Regions from separate parts of the Homo sapiens genome. Here region 2 is linked to region 1. A link is a loop called in an ENCODE intact Hi-C map of the cell type or tissue named here. Cell type or tissue: PC-9. All regions are shown on one strand.

The links. Hi-C counts contacts between places; a loop is a spot of excess contacts. Peaks named below come from ENCODE experiments on the same cell type or tissue, not always from the same donor. Only the 100,000 strongest peaks of a DNase experiment are listed, where the experiment ranks them.
Region 2: it touches region 1 in a loop (6-fold over the local background); 19 of 110 quality-filtered maps call a loop at or near these places.

The regions. Positions count from the first base shown.
Region 1 is chr2:229,582,517-229,590,516 of GRCh38, reverse strand. It overlaps DNER (delta/notch like EGF repeat containing), which reads left to right. Exons shown (of 13, transcript NM_139072.4): 3 at 2,029-2,123; 4 at 4,493-4,659. Among named protein-coding and RNA genes, the nearest start is that of DNER, 130 kb to the left of the region's middle. In PC-9, CTCF peaks have their summits at 3,035 and 3,235 (motif pointing right); DNase peaks (open chromatin) are centred at 3,546 and 4,296; H3K4me3 peaks cover 920 bases; H3K27ac peaks cover 983 bases.
Region 2 is chr2:227,887,170-227,895,169 of GRCh38, reverse strand. DAW1 (dynein assembly factor with WD repeats 1) reads right to left here. Exons shown (of 13, transcript NM_178821.3): 3 at 5,170-5,314; 4 at 3,857-3,915; 5 at 1,253-1,375. Among named protein-coding and RNA genes, the nearest start is that of DAW1, 20 kb to the right of the region's middle. In PC-9, CTCF peaks have their summits at 4,264 and 4,465 (motif pointing left); no DNase peak of the experiment used is centred here.

The DNA of each region.
Region 1 (8,000 bases):
AGAGGGGCGCAGACATTCAGACCACAGCAGACCGCAACACTCAACTATTTTTTTACTGTTGTCATTTAGGTTCTATTTTTGGTACCTTGAAGTATTTCAATGGGGTTTAGAAAGAAGAAGCTATCAATGATTTTGACATATTTTTAGAATGCATTTGACAAAGAAACTTCCAAGTTTTATTTATTTTGGCAGCAGCAAATTCTATTTGTTGGAACTTCTCCTATCAAGTTTGAGTTTGGCTGTTTTATCTTCAAGCTCTTCAAAAGTCTTTTCAGTAGACTCCTAGAAGTTGACATAAAATAAATTTGCTGGGTAGAAGAGTTGGGGAACAAATCCAAATCATGAGTTTGAAGTGACACTGGGGAGTGTAATTCCATTCTATATCTTATACTTTATATGTATGACATCCATATAAACCTGTGTCGGTATGTTATTATTACGGGTTTCATCGTTTAAATGAAAAAAAAAAAAATAGATTTTTGCATAGCATGTATTAGAGTCAAGGACTGCATCTAGAAATTTCCTTTATTATAAAAGAGATAGTAGCATTTCTCCTTTTATTTTCTTGAGTAATTCTCACCAGTTGACCCACTTTTTTTTTTTTTTTGTATTACCACACAGCTTATGAAGGCCACATTCAGACTGCAGGGCAATGTTTTTAGCTTACCTAAAAAACTGTGAACTTGCTCTGATTTCAGGCTTTTAATAAATGCTTTGAAGTTATGATGTTAATGCTTCTTTGCTGGATGACTCAGTTCTTGAATGTGAACTAGATTTGATTCAAGTTTATCAAAGAAGTGTCCTTTAAAAGAAAATTTCTCCCTAACCAGCCATTTCAATCTATTTATTTAAAGTCATGTTATTTTACAGTTGGTAAGTGTAAAAAAGAAAAAAAGGAAATGCCTCATCTTCCTATATCATGGATTATTTCTTAGGCTGCTCATGAAGCAGATTTAAAGTGCCAGAGGAAGACATGTTAATATGTATGCCTAACCTGATGGAAACCAGGAGGCATATTATTATCCCCTTTCTGTGAAGTAATGATGCTTTGGAAACATAAAGTTATTTGGAGACTTAGAGGCTTGGGTAGCAGCCATCTGTCATACAAATTTAACAAGTTATACTCACATCTTTGAATATCAGTGGTGGGCTTAATCCATAGAATCTGATTGTAGGGCATTCTGGAAAATAAGATCTAAGTGTGGGCTGTGGAGTGAAATTGCTGAGAGTTTCTGTATTGTTCTCAATTAATTCTGTGATGATGAATACTTTTAATACTGCTTCATTTTCATTGACATGGGGGAGGACAGTAATTGTGGCATGAGGACTAAGTGCATAAATTGGCCAGGTTTATGCTCACTGGACATAGCTCAAGGTTTTGCAGTATGCTTTTTGATGAGCACAGTCCTCCCCCCACCAATTGATCTCCTTTTTAAAAAAATATACATCCATATAATACTTTTGGGAAATAATTTAAAAGCGAAGGTATAGCCTACAAGGAAAAAGAAAGGCAGCGTTCAAGCTCCCCAGCCTTAGCATGTGCTCCTGGACCCATCAGCACACAGAAGAGTCATCAGACCTGATACTGCATGCACTTTGCAAGTCGAAGGCTGGCTTGCCTAGTCATTAGGCTTTTACCTGCTGTTTGTAAGTTAGTCCTTAAAGTTGGCCTCCTGGTTAGCATCAGGTTAAGCATAGTGCAGGGGTCAATGACTGCTTGTTAAATGAATGGAAAATGAGCAGGGAGTGACATCTGCTTCCTGTCCTGCAATATCCTATTGATCAGTTTTAACAATCCCAGGAATTTGTAGATTGCTCTCAGGGAAGCTGTTGCATTTCAGAACATCAAATGACAAAGATTTCATTTTCTTTTGAGTTTGTAAGGCTTCACTTCTTCATCTCCTCTCTAGCCCTACCCCCGCATCATCAAAAGGGATGAAGGAAATTCAGCATGGAATTTTGCTTTATCACATTATGTTATACTATAAACAACCCCAATCATATGTCGTTTTTTTTTTCCCTTCCCAGGTGATCCCAGATATTGCCTGTGGGAATGCCAGTTCTAACAGCTCTGCGGGTGGCCGCCTGGTATCCTTTGAAGTGCCACAGAACACCTCAGTCAAGTAAGAAAATTCTGAGTTACAAACTGTTAAGAGTGATGCTATGACCTATAAGTGGGGTTGTGTCCATCCGCGGACCTGGTGTGTAAGTGGCCTGTCAAGTGAGAATCGTGAACAGATTCCACGGGTAGATGTGGCCCCTGCCATTTGAAAACTAGAGGAAGCGATTTCAGAGGCAATTACAGTGAGGGTTTTCAGGCTGGACAAGTGGAATTGAGAAATTGGACTGGATGAGTCTGGTGTGAGGTGACAAACCGTGAGGCCTTAGATAAGATCTCAGCCAGATTCCTTGTCTCCCAAATGCTTTGCTTCCCAAATTATTGGCCTCTTAAGATTTTATTGGACCATCAGTTACATTCAGATGCATACTTTGCCCCAAATTTAAATTCTACATATTACAATTTTCTCTTTATTTTTTATAATTTTTATTTATTTATTTATTTTTACAGTTTTCTCTTTAAAAGCAAGCGTACAAAGAGAGTGTTTTGTTTAAAATTCAAGCTATTTTAAATGACAGGGTCCATTGTCACCGGTGGGGAAGAGGGAGAGGCATAGGGAAGCAGTGCTGGTTGAGACCTGATATGTGTGGTGCTTTATATGAGGCTCAAGTCAGCAGGTGCCCAGGAGCACAAAGCTGGGGGTGGGGTATGGGCCAGTATTAGGGTGCCCCAGGCCGGCTGACAACCCCCCACTGCCCATCCTTTTCAGTTGCCATTGACTACCACCCTCCCCACACTTTCCATGCAACCTAAGGGGCATTTGCTGTCCAGTCTTTGGGGATTTTTAGAAGACTGGGAACACGTGGCCTGGTTAACCAATCTGTTGCACTGGCTCCCTTTTAAGGGGCCTGCGGGCACTGTAGGTCTCTTCCATGTATCCATCGCCATTTTTGTCTACCTGGCTTTCTAAACAGTGGAGTCCCTGAACATGTTTGGAAGAGGGACTTTGTTACATTGCTCTTGCACCCTGGGTCACCACAGCCTTGAACTCACTCTGGCAGGGGAAGAGCCTGGAAGGGCTGCTTGGGAATTCCTGGGCTCAGGAGGAACGCTCCCATCCGGAGAGGCGGGAGAGGTGAAGCCTGAGGCAGCTTCGAGCTCTACCAGCAGGGGGACCCCGGTCCTAAGCGTTTCTTTCACTGCTCAGACTACAGCTGAAACCCCTGCCGTCCTGGGCTAGTTTTAGGAGCAGGATCTCTAGTTTCCTTTACTCTTAAAACATCTCTCGGCCCTTTCTTGTCTAGATCATATTATCTTACCTTGATAAACCTTTCCAAATTTTCTGGTCTTCTATCTCGTTAAATGCTTTTGTTTTTTTCCTCTCAACAAACCTGCCATTCTCTGAGACTCCCTTAAGCTGCAGAACGGGACCGAATTAGCAGAGTCTGACTCAGACGAAGTGAGATGGGAGTGCCGAATGACCTGAGGGCACTGAATTCACTTGTGGGGGTTACTAGCTCCTTACGCTTTCATTTCCTCATGAATTTAGTCACTGATCAAAGCTTTACTGAGCCCCTGCTGCACGCCAGGAGCCCTGTGCTGGGGGAGCGGATCTGTGCGGAGTCTACTGTGATCTTCTCCAGGAGCACTGGGGAGAATGGGCAGCTGTTGGGATGTTGGGAAGTGGTCAGGAGTCTCTGGGAAGAGGTAATATGTGGGCTAGGAACACATTTCCAAGGTGGAGAAGGAGACAAAGCTTGGGAGGTGAGAAAGAACTGGGTTGGGGTAGCTCGTAGTAGCTGAAGCATTGGGCTGTGAGGAGAAAAGCGCAGGAGGGCAGCTGGGGTTGGGGTTGGGGTTGATGGGCTTTCTGTGACATCCTATTCTCTGTGGGGTGGTTTTGTGTGTTTTTTTTTTTTTTTTTTTTTTTTTTTTTTTTTTTTTTTTTTACCAAAAATGAGCCAGGGGAGGCCTGAAGCATTGGGAGGTGGATTGTATGTGATTGTGTGTGTGTGTGGGTGGGTGGGTGGGGGGTGTTGGGGAAAGGTGACACACTTTTGCTTATTTTGGCAGCATAACTCAGGTGGCTGTGTTGGGTTGCAGTCCACGTTTATGACAAATTTAAGCAAAACTCTTTTTATATTGTGTGGCTATGGAAGGATTTGTCTGAAAGAGAACTCAGTGTACTCTTTTACTGTTCATCAAAGTGGTTACTCAAAGGTGAGTTACCAGTGACTCATTTTGTGGTACACTGTGAACAAGTGGGAGTGTACGCCTTTACAGTGGACGCCCGCGTATCTGTTTATGCCATCGATCTCCTGGTACCTTGGTAGATGCACATACCATCTTTGTATTTATTTTTAATTTGAAGAACTGGTTCTAAGATGAATTTTTCTGAAAGGAGCTTTCTGTTTACATCATTCCTGTTTCCAGGATTCGGCAAGATGCCACTGCCTCACTGATTTTGCTCTGGAAGGTCACGGCCACAGGATTCCAACAGTGCTCCCTCATAGATGGACGAAGTGTGACCCCCCTTCAGGCTTCAGGGGGACTGGTCCTCCTGGAGGAGATGCTCGCCTTGGGGAATAATCACTTTATTGGTGAGTTACCAAAATCTTCTACTCAACACTGCATCTGATTCAACCCAACTTTGGTTTGGTGTTGAGACAGTAGGTAGGGAATTTTGCTCAGATAATCTGAATTCTATCCATCAATGCTATTTCTTTCACTTTGGTAAGGTTTTAGAATAAAAACTGGATTCTAACATAATATTTCTTTTTTTCTTTTTTTTTTTTTTGATGATGGAGTCTCGCTCAGTCACCCAGGCTGGAGTGCACTGGCGCGATCTTGGCTCACTGCAACCTCTGCCTCCTGAGTTCAAGCGATTCTCCTGCCTTAGCCTCCTGAGCAACTGGGGCTACAGGCACCCACCATCATGCTCGGCTCATTTTGCATTTTTAGTAAAGATGGGGTTTCACCACCCTGGCCAGGTTGGTCTTGAAATCCTGACCTCAGGTGATCTGCCTGCCTCAGCCTCCCGAAGTGTTGGGATTATAGGCATGAGCCACTGAGCCTGGCCCTAACATAATATTTCTAGTGTGGCTCAAAGTGGAAAGGCATGGGCTCTGGAATCCAGCGACTGTGTTCCAGCCCTGGCGAAGGCATCACAGGTGTGTGATCTTTGGTACTGAATGCTCTGGCCATCAGTTTTCCTTTGGAATCTTTCATCTGCTTCTTTTTCCAGAAATTGTGGAAAACTTGAGGTGTTGGATGTTGGTCTCTCAGGATAACCTTTGTTCCCAGTTGATTTTGGCCTGACTTAGGGCGTTCAAACACAGCACCTCACAGTGATTTGCCACTGCAGGGTCCCCAACTCAGAAGTAACTGGTGGGATTATAGCTCTCTTTGGGGCCCCTCTCCTCCATAACCACCCCTCCTGCATCAGTCACTTCTAACTTTTTACTCTCTCTTGAACTTGCTTCTGTAGTTTAACCTTCTCAAACTACCACGTGTCCAATTAACTGTTTTCTTTTCTTTTTCTTCTTCTTTTTTTTTTTTTTTTTTGGGACGATCTCAGCTCACTGCAACCTTGGCCTCCCAGGTTCAAGCAATTCCCCTGCCTCAGCCTCCCAAGTAGCTGGGACTACAGGCATGTGCCATCACGCTCAGCTAATTTTTTGTTTTGTATTTTAGTAGAGACGGGGTTTCACCATGTTGGCCAGGATGGTCTTGATCTCCTGACCTCGTGATCCACCCGCCTCGGCCTCCCAAAATGCTGGGATTACAGGCTAATTAGTTGTTTTCTAATTCCTCCGCTTTGGCGTAGAAATGGCCGCCAGAAAGAGAGACCCTCAGTATTCCCTCCCCGACCCACTGCCTCTTGCTTGGACACTTGGACAGTTCCCAGAGGATCACCTTTCCCCTAGTTTAGCATTCTGTGTCCTTTCAGTTGTCTTTGTTTCTCATCCAGCATATAGTACCTTTGGGGTTGGAACTTGGAACTCTGGTGCCTTCGTGTGCTGACATAATGTTCCACCTTGCAGCTCAATTCAAAGGCCTGAGCTCAAGTTTAGAATCTACCCATCCCAGTCCAATGCACCCAGGCAACTTCTTGCATCCTGCTGTTAATTCCTTCTCCTGTCTGACTATATATTGCAACCATCCTCACCTGGAGGATGGGGTAGGCATCCTCCTAGCAGCACCTGTCTCTCAGGGTTGTTTGTCAGCTTAAATTAGATAACGAATGTACAAGGATAATTGACAAATGTTAAGGATTATCCTAGGGCATTTTCTCTATTTTTTTCTGGTGTACACTAAATATTTTGCTAAATGGAAAATATGCATTTAGACTCACCCTCCAAAATATGATGCAAATATCATAATGAAGATAAAGGGATGTAAGAAAATGCTCAGGTCTCTATAATTTATATTGCACTTTATGTTTGACTGACCCTCTTCTGATGAGAAGTTCTTTTTTTAATCTTTGGAAGTCCAGCTGGGGGAGCAGGAATTTTACTGGGTGAAAAGAAGGTAAAGAGAAATTTATTTCGGGAATGAACATAGCTTGACAAAGAGACGAGTGCATTTCACTTCAGACTGGTGTTTGACTATCAGGATGAATGACAGATAATCAGAAATTGTGTGATAAAGACTTGTCAAGAATCAAATCTGAATTTCACTCCCCAATACATTTGAAGTAACTGTTATTTACTTCCATATCTGCTGTAAAGATTTATCTAAAAGGATGTAGTTTCTGTATTTTGATAGTTTTATTTTATATTGAATTTAAGTTTTTCTGTTTGGTATCACATGGAGCTAATATTTCAAGAAAACATATAAAGTATCACTACTCTTTAAAATGTCCTTAACGTTACCAGAAGATACTTATTTAGCATTCAGACAGTCTCTGACCTACGCTGGTTCCACTTAATGACTTTTGACTTTACAACAGTTTGAAAGCTATTAACATTCAGTATAAGCTGTATTTCAAGCACCCGTACAGCTATTCTGTTTTTTACTTTCAATACAGTATTCAATAAGTTGTATAAGATATTCAACACTTTATTATAAAACAGGCTTTGTGTTAGATAATTTTGCCCATCTGCTGGTCAATGTAAGTGTTTTGAGCACGTTTAAATTAGGCGAGGCTAAGCTATGAGGTTTGCTAGGTCAGGTGCATTACATGCATTTTTGACTTACAGTATTTTCAGTTTACACTAGGTTTATTGGGATATGACCTCACTGCAAGTTGAGGAGCATCTGTATAAGTTCATATTTTATACTACTTTTGATGGTAACATAACTATGACCTTAGACTGACATTGAGATTGAGGATGGGGATTAATTGAGATGGATTTTCCAGTATTAATGTAAATTTATTCTTTTGGGATAGAAGAAATCTTGTGAACTCGTACATATTTTGAGCTCATTTTGCTAATCAAAAATTTTGTGGAAAAAATTATCTTTGGATGAAACGTATTATTCCTTATGGGAATAATCTTTAAAACTTTGATATATTAGGTCAGGCGCGGTGGCTCGTGCCCGTAATCCGAGCACTTTGGGAGGCTGAGGCGGGTGGATCACGCGGTCAGGAGATTGAGACCAGCCTGACCAACATGGTGAAACCCCGTCTCTACTAAAAATACAAGAAATTAGCCGGGCGTGGTGATGGGCACTTGTAGTCCCAGCTACTAGGGAGGCTGAGGCAGGAGAATGGTGTGAACCCGGGAGGCGGAGCTTGCAGTGAGCCAAGATCACGCCACTGCACTCTAGCCTGGGCAGCAGAGTGAGACTCCAACTCAAAAAAGAACTTTGATATATTAATAACTATGTTAAGGAATTCTTTTCCCCAAATTATACTTTTGATTATGAGGAGAAAGCAATGATTTTGAGTAACATCCTTTATTTTGATAAACCATTTTTTTTTCATTTTGAAAATTTG
Region 2 (8,000 bases), 1.7 Mb after region 1:
TGCAAGTGGAATGAGAACTTAAAGAACTTAAACATACGTGCAGAACAATCTGAGTACAGAATTTTTCTAGATTTTGACAGTGTGATTTCCAATTGAACATTGATCTCCTCCACAACTTCATTTAGTTGTGAAACAATTTTTCAAAGATTTGCCTTATTTATGCTTCCCTAGAAAAGACCAGCTTTCTTTTCACACTCATATTTTATTGGTTTATGTAATATTTAGTTAAATTACACGTTATGTTACACAATTACAATTGAAAGTACAACCAACATAAGCGCATTGGTTGACAAATACAACTAACTCTTGATCAGCTTAGAACCTAACCAGCAGGAGGAGGATGCCCATTCCGGCGGGTATGTTCACTGCTATAGATGTTCAGGGTGCCATGGGAATCAGCAGTGTGTCATGAGGAAGAATAGAAGACACTGTGCAATCTCCTGTTCATTATCTAGAGGTTGGTTTAAAAATACTTCTGTTGTACTTGGTATTGTTATTTAGCATGTTACCACACACATTTTTTTCCTGCCTGGCAAGACTGTAAATTAACTTCTAAATGAAGTAAACCATGCTGTGTGTGTCTGTCACATTCCCCCAGAGGCACCAGCCCAGAGCTGTGAACATCAATAGGCAGTGCCTGTCGGAACTCCCAAGGATTGAGAGTCAAGTCTTGCCTGAGCACGAACTCCAGCTCTCCTCTTTACTACCGTGCGATCCTTGGAAGCATATTTGAACCTTGTATTCTTTTTTTTTTAAGACAGAGTCTCACTCTGTTGCCCAGACTGGAGTGCAATGGTGCGATCTGGGCTCACTGCAACCTCTGCCTCCTGGGTTCAAGCGATTCCCCTGCCTCAGCCTCCCGAGTAGCTGGGACTACAGGCATGCGCCACCATACATTACATACATTAGCCCAGCTAATTTTTGTATTTTTAGTAGAGATGGGGTTTCACCACGTTGGCCAGGCTGGTCTCAAACTCCTGAGCTCAAGTGATCCACCGCCTCGGCCTCCCAGAGTGCTAGGATTACAGGCGTGAGCCACCACGCCCAGCCTTAAACCTTGTATTCTATATGCGGATAGTGATAGCTAACCCAAAGACCCTTTTAAGCTTTGAAGGAGGTATTTAAAAGGCTTCCAAAGCACATACCAAGCACTCAATAAATTTAGACCTCTTGTCTTCTTCCCTTTCTCCCCAAGCAGATGGAGGGATGAATAAATGAATTAATAAACAAATAAGTGAAGGGATGAACACACCCGTAAGGATTGTTGAATGCTATGGCATAAACCACATTCCTGTGGCCCTCCAGCGTGTTCAGCTCCTCTCCAGACGCAGTGTCCCAGAGCTTGCACGTCCGATCATAGCTTCCTGTGATAAAGCTAACACAAGGAATATAAACACGTTGCAGGGAAGAATGGCAGTGTGTTAATAAAGACTTCATGTTTTACCTGTAGGATAATAACTCTATTTATTATGCTGTTTGTTTGTTTGTTTGTTTGTTTAAGAGGGAGTCTCGCTCTGTCACTCAGGCTGGAGTGCAATGGCGTGATCTCGGCGCACTGCAACCTCTACCTCACAGGTTCAAGCAATTCTCCCGCCTCAGCCTCCTGAGTAGCTGGGATTACAGGCACCCACCACCACGCCTGGCTATATTTTTTGTGTGTGTTTTTAGCAGAGATGGGGTTTCACCATGTTGGCCAGACTGGTCTTGAACTACTGACCTTAAGTGACCCGCCTGCCTCAGCCTCCCAAAGTGCTGGGGTTACAGGTGTGACACACCACGCCTGGCCTATTATGCTTTTTACAATGGAAATCATGTGTGCAGAACAAAAAGTTAAATTGAGAACAATGTCTAAATTGGGATATATTCCATTGTTCCCTCCCCCAACCCCCACCCCACCCCCGAGACAGAGTCTTGCTCTGTCACCCAGGCTGGAGTGCAGTGGTGCGATCTCAGCTCACTGCCACCTCTGCCTCCGGGGTTCAAGCGATTATCCTGCCTCAGCCTCCCAGGTAGCTGGGATTAGAGGTGCGCCACCATGCCTGTCTAATTTTTTTTTTTATTTTTAGTAGAGATGGGGTTTCACTGTGTTGGCCAGGCTGGTCTCCAACTCCTGACCTCGTGATCTGCCCACCTCGGCCTCCCAAAGTGCTGGGATTACAGGCGTGCGCCACCACACCTGGCCTATATTCTGTTTAATAAACAAATGAATGGTTCCTTTAACATAGCTATTCTCCTACAGGAATAGTGAATAGAGTGTAATGTAAAATAGCAGCATCTTAATCATTCCTTCAATATTCAATTAAGAAAGAGACTTTCTTTCTAAAATATCTCTGAAATCAAAATATTGCTTCAAAAGTATAACAAAAATATATTTCCCCAGCACAGAAAACAACCCACAAAATTGAAAAGCCAGTCTGAATGTCAAGTGGTAACAAGAAAAGGTGAAGAAAAGTCTAATAGCGAAACTCAACTAAACAGGCAGGTTGACAAGACAAGGTATCTTTGATTCTCTCCTAGGTATTTTCCTTCTACCATCTTCTCCCACAGACTTCTTCTACCTTTGGACAGATGCAAACTCGCATTTGCAACTATACACATATATACTATAGATACTTTATGGGTTGAAATATATGCCCTCAAAATTTATATGTTGAAGTCATAATCCCCCAGAACCTTAGAATGTGAATGTATTTGGAAATAAGATCTTGCAGATATAATTATTAATAGTTAAGTTACGGCTGGGCGTGGTGGCTCACGCCTGTAATCTCAGCACTTTGGGAGGCCAAGTTGGGCAGATCACCTGAGGTCAGGTGTTCGAGACCAGCCTGACCAACATGGAGAAACCCCGTCTCTGCTAAAAATACAAAAAATTAGCTGGGCGTGGTGGCAGGCACCTGTAATCCCAGCTACTCAGGAGGCTGAGGCAGGAGAATTGCTTGAACCCTAGAGCTGGAGGTTGCAGTGAGCCAAGATCGTGCCATTGCACTCCAGCCTGAGCAACAAGAGTGAAACTCCATCTCAAAAAAAAAAAATTATTAAGTTAGGATGAGATCATGCCGCAGTAGGGTGGGCCCTAGTTCAATACATCCTTATAAGAACAGGCCATATAGGCACAGACATGCACAGGGAAAACCATGTGAAGATGAGGGCAGAGCTCAGGGTGATGCTTCTCCACACCAAAGATTGCCAGCAAACCACCAGAAGCTACAGGAGCTGTGGAACAGCTTCTTTCCCAAGGCCTCAGAAGGAACTGACCCTGATGACACCTTGACCTCTGACCTCTAACCTCCCCAACTGTGACACAATACATTTTGGTTGTGTAAGCCACTCAGTTTGTGCTACCTTATTATGGAAGCCTTAGCAAACTGCTTATTTTATGTCTAGTTTGTGTTTATTTTATGTCTGTAGGTCAAGACGAGACTTCTCCCTCATCTCTCCTACCTAGCACGTCAGCTCCCAAGCTGATCACAGCCATGCTCTCAACAGAGACTTGAAGCTGCTGTTTGCCATACCCCAAATCACTGACCTAGATGGAAAGTGCCTGCTCTGAATAGACTGATCACAACCAACCAAGTTAGATATGAGGCCACCCTGCCCGACTCATTCCTGAGTTGAGTTCTTCAGTAGCTACATTTGCTGAGAACCCAATATGCCTCCCATTCACTGCAGCACAAATACGACAGAAAACTCAGATTAGAAGAGTGGGAGAAAGGGTTTATATTTCTCCTCAGTATCCAAGGGAGTACTGAAATCAGAAAAATGAATATATTATGTACTTATCTAACTGGAATCTTTGATAAATAAACACAGAAATTTGTTTCACTGCTAAAAATTAGACATAAAAAGAGAATCTTACCATGAGCCCGATTTGTTAAGTGCAACATTAGTCAGTGGCAATATATGTGCTTTGAGAACCTTCAGTGAAAGAAAACACCATTTTTTAGACTCAAACCAAATTAAATTTGTTAGTTATAACTTCAAACCAATGAAGACATTCAATTTTTTCTTAATTATACATCAGAAACAGGCAATATCTGATTTACCTTTAGACAGTGCTATGTGGCATCTTATTGATAGCACTAATTTGTAACATTTTCTTTTACATATGGCATGTGGTTTTGTATACATGTATAAACTGGGTATGTAGGAAATACACTAAATATGTTTCAATAAAGATTTGACAATGTATTATGACTTTATGAATCCTGAAGCTCCTTTAGTGTCAGAATATGTCTTCCTTATCTTTCAATCCCTACAACATCTAACATACAGTGAATGTTTAATGAATATTTATTGAATGCATATACATAAATTGGACAATCTATTAAGAGTGATTGGCTGGGCTGGGACAGTCCAAGTTATGTCTGTTACCAAAATGTAACTATGAATAGCATCTACTTTCACCATCAAAAATGTTCCCTTTGGAGAATAAATTGAGACACGCTAGTTATACAGCTCATATTTGAAATTAAACAGTGCCACCTACTGGACAAAGAAATGTTACAAGACTATAACATCCTCTTCCAGAAACGAATGCCTGGATATTTTGTATCAGGTGAGTCTATAACTAATAATTATATGTTACTATCATAATTATATTTAAATCATAAAAGATAAAAGCAGTGTAATATGAAGTAATTCTAAGGTAATGACAAAGGAAAATTAAAAGCTTTCCTTGAAGTACTAAACGACTATATTTGCTATATTTAATCATCAAAAAAACTATTTAAAAAGCATATTTACATCACATTAAAATTATATGTCATACAAATAAATAATTTACTGAAATATGGTTTAGTTCACATGAAAGCAGAAAATACGAAATGTTGATTTGTCATAAAACACAACTTCTTAACGTTACTTTAACTAGAAAAAAAGCTTTAGTTATTCCATAACTTAAAACTATCTTAATAATAATAACCCTTTAAATTTATCATTATATGAAGAGCTGAAATCTTTATTTAACCTCTCAAGGAATAAGTGTTTTGGATTTCACTCATTCATTTAACAAATAATTATTGGGACAATCTTAGCAAACATATGTGAGGCACTACAATCAATCACTGACATGCCTTTTTCATGAAAAAATATTTTTAGGGAAAGAAAAATTAATAAAATATCAATCATTTCACTGAAATTCTTCTATCTGATTGTTTTTAAATCCATTACCTTAAAAAGATAGAACGTGTGATTGCTGTTCTGGCCGAGTTTCTCTTGCAACCTCTGTATCAAAAGTTTGACTTGCTCTGTTCGTGAAGCTGTGAGTAGAGGTTCTGCCTTCTGGATTTCTTCTACTAACGCACTGACATCAGTGCTGAAATACACCCAAAAAAGAGTTTCTTTTATTTTATGTCAAAATTTGCATATACCTATATTACATGAAGAATTGATTGTATTGCTTCATGAAGCACATTTATAAAATGTCAAAAACACCATTATCTTTCCCAAGAGATATCTGGGGGTGGGGCGGGGAGGATCATACAAATCAGTAAATAGATGATGGCAGGAAAGCAAGAAGCTTGGATTTTCTACAACATATTTTTCCAAAGCTAAGGCTTGTTTCATGGAGGGTGTGCCAAGAGTCTAATGTTCTCACCTAGTGTTGTGGTTTGAATGTTTGCGTCCGCTCTAAAATTCATGCTGAAACATGTTCACCAATGTCACAGCATTAAGAGGTGCGGCCTGAATAGGTAATTAAGTCACAATGGTGGAGCCCTTCTGAATGGGATTAGAAGCCCTGATAACAAGGCTTGACAAAGAGAGTTCATCCCTTTTGCCCTTCTGCCCTCTGCCATGTGAAGACGCAGCATCAAGGTGCCATCCTGGAAGCAGAGTGCAGCCCTCATCAGATGCCAAACTTGTAGGGGCCTTGATCTTGGATTTCTCAGTCAGAACTACGAGAAACAAATAACCCTGTTTCAGGTCTTTCTTTTTATGGCAGCACAAAATGAATGAAGACACCTAGGAAGGCCTAGTCCATACTAGTTCTGAACATGAGCTCTTTTTCTTTCTTTCCTGTTTCTTTTGAATGAACATGTATTGAATGTTCCCAGCAGCATACTTTTCACTTTACATATGTTCTCTTATTTAATCCTGTAACAATCTGCTAATGTAATGCTTTTATCATAATTATTTTAGAGATGAAGAAACTGAGGTTCAGAAAGATTAGATTTAAAATATTTTTAGGAAAAGAGAAAAATGCCTAACCATAAATTTAAAGCATCATAAGACTAATATTAATATTTATTATAGACTAAAATATTGTTTCCCTGAAAGATAACTGGTCTGAAAAATATACAGATAGATTCAAATTTTCTCTAGCATTCAAATAATTCATAGAAATTCTGAAAAATGTTGCTGGCACAGAATAATATTCGTTCAAAAAAAGGTATCAATGTATATACACCATGAAGCATCCAAAAAAGAGCCATTTCACAAATCATGTCACACACGTGTCCAGAAGATGCACTATGCAGATTCCCCCACCTTTAAGAAAGAATCAAGCCCAGAGTCAGGGTTGGAGCTTTGTTGCCTGACAGCTTCTAGCTGCAGCTCTTTCAGGCTGTACCTTGGCATTCCAGGCCAGGGCTGCCTCTTCTCTGGTGGCTCTCCGTCCACAGCTGAGCAGGGGCAGAGCAAGAGCCTGGCCGTTTCTCCCTGTGAGGCACTCCTCTAGCTGGCAAGTTTTGCTCCTGAGCTCTTCCAGATTGGCAGAGATTCTGTTGTCCCGCCTTCTTCATCGAGGTCAGATGGCTCCTCCCGCCTGATCCTGCTTCTGCTTCATGCCCTGGACTGTCACAAGTGTCACTGCCCAATAAACCTTTGACTCACCCACTTCTGTCTCAGTATCCAATTCCCATGAATGTGGCCCCTGATAAGTATCCCCCTCTTCACCTCATCAACAAACATTAAGCTCCAGTTTTGTGCAAGGCACCGAGCTAGGAACCTGCTCATTCAATTGACATTTATTGAGTTGGTACTATTGCTTTAGCACTGGGTGTGTAAAAGATATGGTCCCAGCTCTCAAGAAACATAATCTATTAGATTAGGAGTGAATATTTTGAACAAAAATGAACCAGGAACCATCCATAATAATAACTTGGATAAACCCTGAGATATTTCATTGTCAAAAAGATAATTAATTTCATAACAATTAAAAGGGTAAAAATGCCCCTTTGAAACGTTTTCAACAACTTATATAAAAACAGATTTCCTCGCAAGATCCAAATTAACCAGATAATCTACACGCTCCAACCCTGTAGGATTTTCATGCAATAATTCCAGCATGTCATCTATGGTGCCAGTGTTTTTACAGGCACAATACTTCCAGATTCTTGCACAAAACTAGAAATAAAATTCACACTTTTTTGAGACATTTATTTACTTTCTCATATCACCAAAAGGTCATGTTTATGAGTGGCTATGCCTTATATCTCCTCAGGAAAGCACAGCACGATTGAGTGACTATAGTTAATATGAAGACTTTCAAAGTGTTGAGTGCCTGGATTCACAGCCCACAAGTCCTTTTTGAAATCACCTAATAATTCATACTTCTTAGATATAAAAATCTGTGGTTTTGCAGAATGTCTAGCTGGAGGTTATTCTCTCATATAGAAGCTTATCTGTACCACTTGTGTGATGTTCTATGTTGTACAAGTTGTTTCTCAAACTAGACAAAAAGCCTATCAAGTGTAGGGATTATGAGTAATATCTTTATAGCCTCTTATAGAATCTAACCCAGATTAGATTCTTACATATGTGTTGAAGGTACATATACATAATTGCTGACTAAATAAACAAATGTCTCACAAAGAAACTTCCTGCATGCTAGCATCATCAAACAAATCAATAACATGTTCCATTTACAAAAATCACAGGTTGGGTTTGATATTAGGCCTCATCTTTTCTGAAAATAACAAAGATTGTTGTATTCAATGAAACTATCTGTGCCACTGTTCATTCTTTGATTTTAAAAAAATATCAATTGACTACCTTCTTTG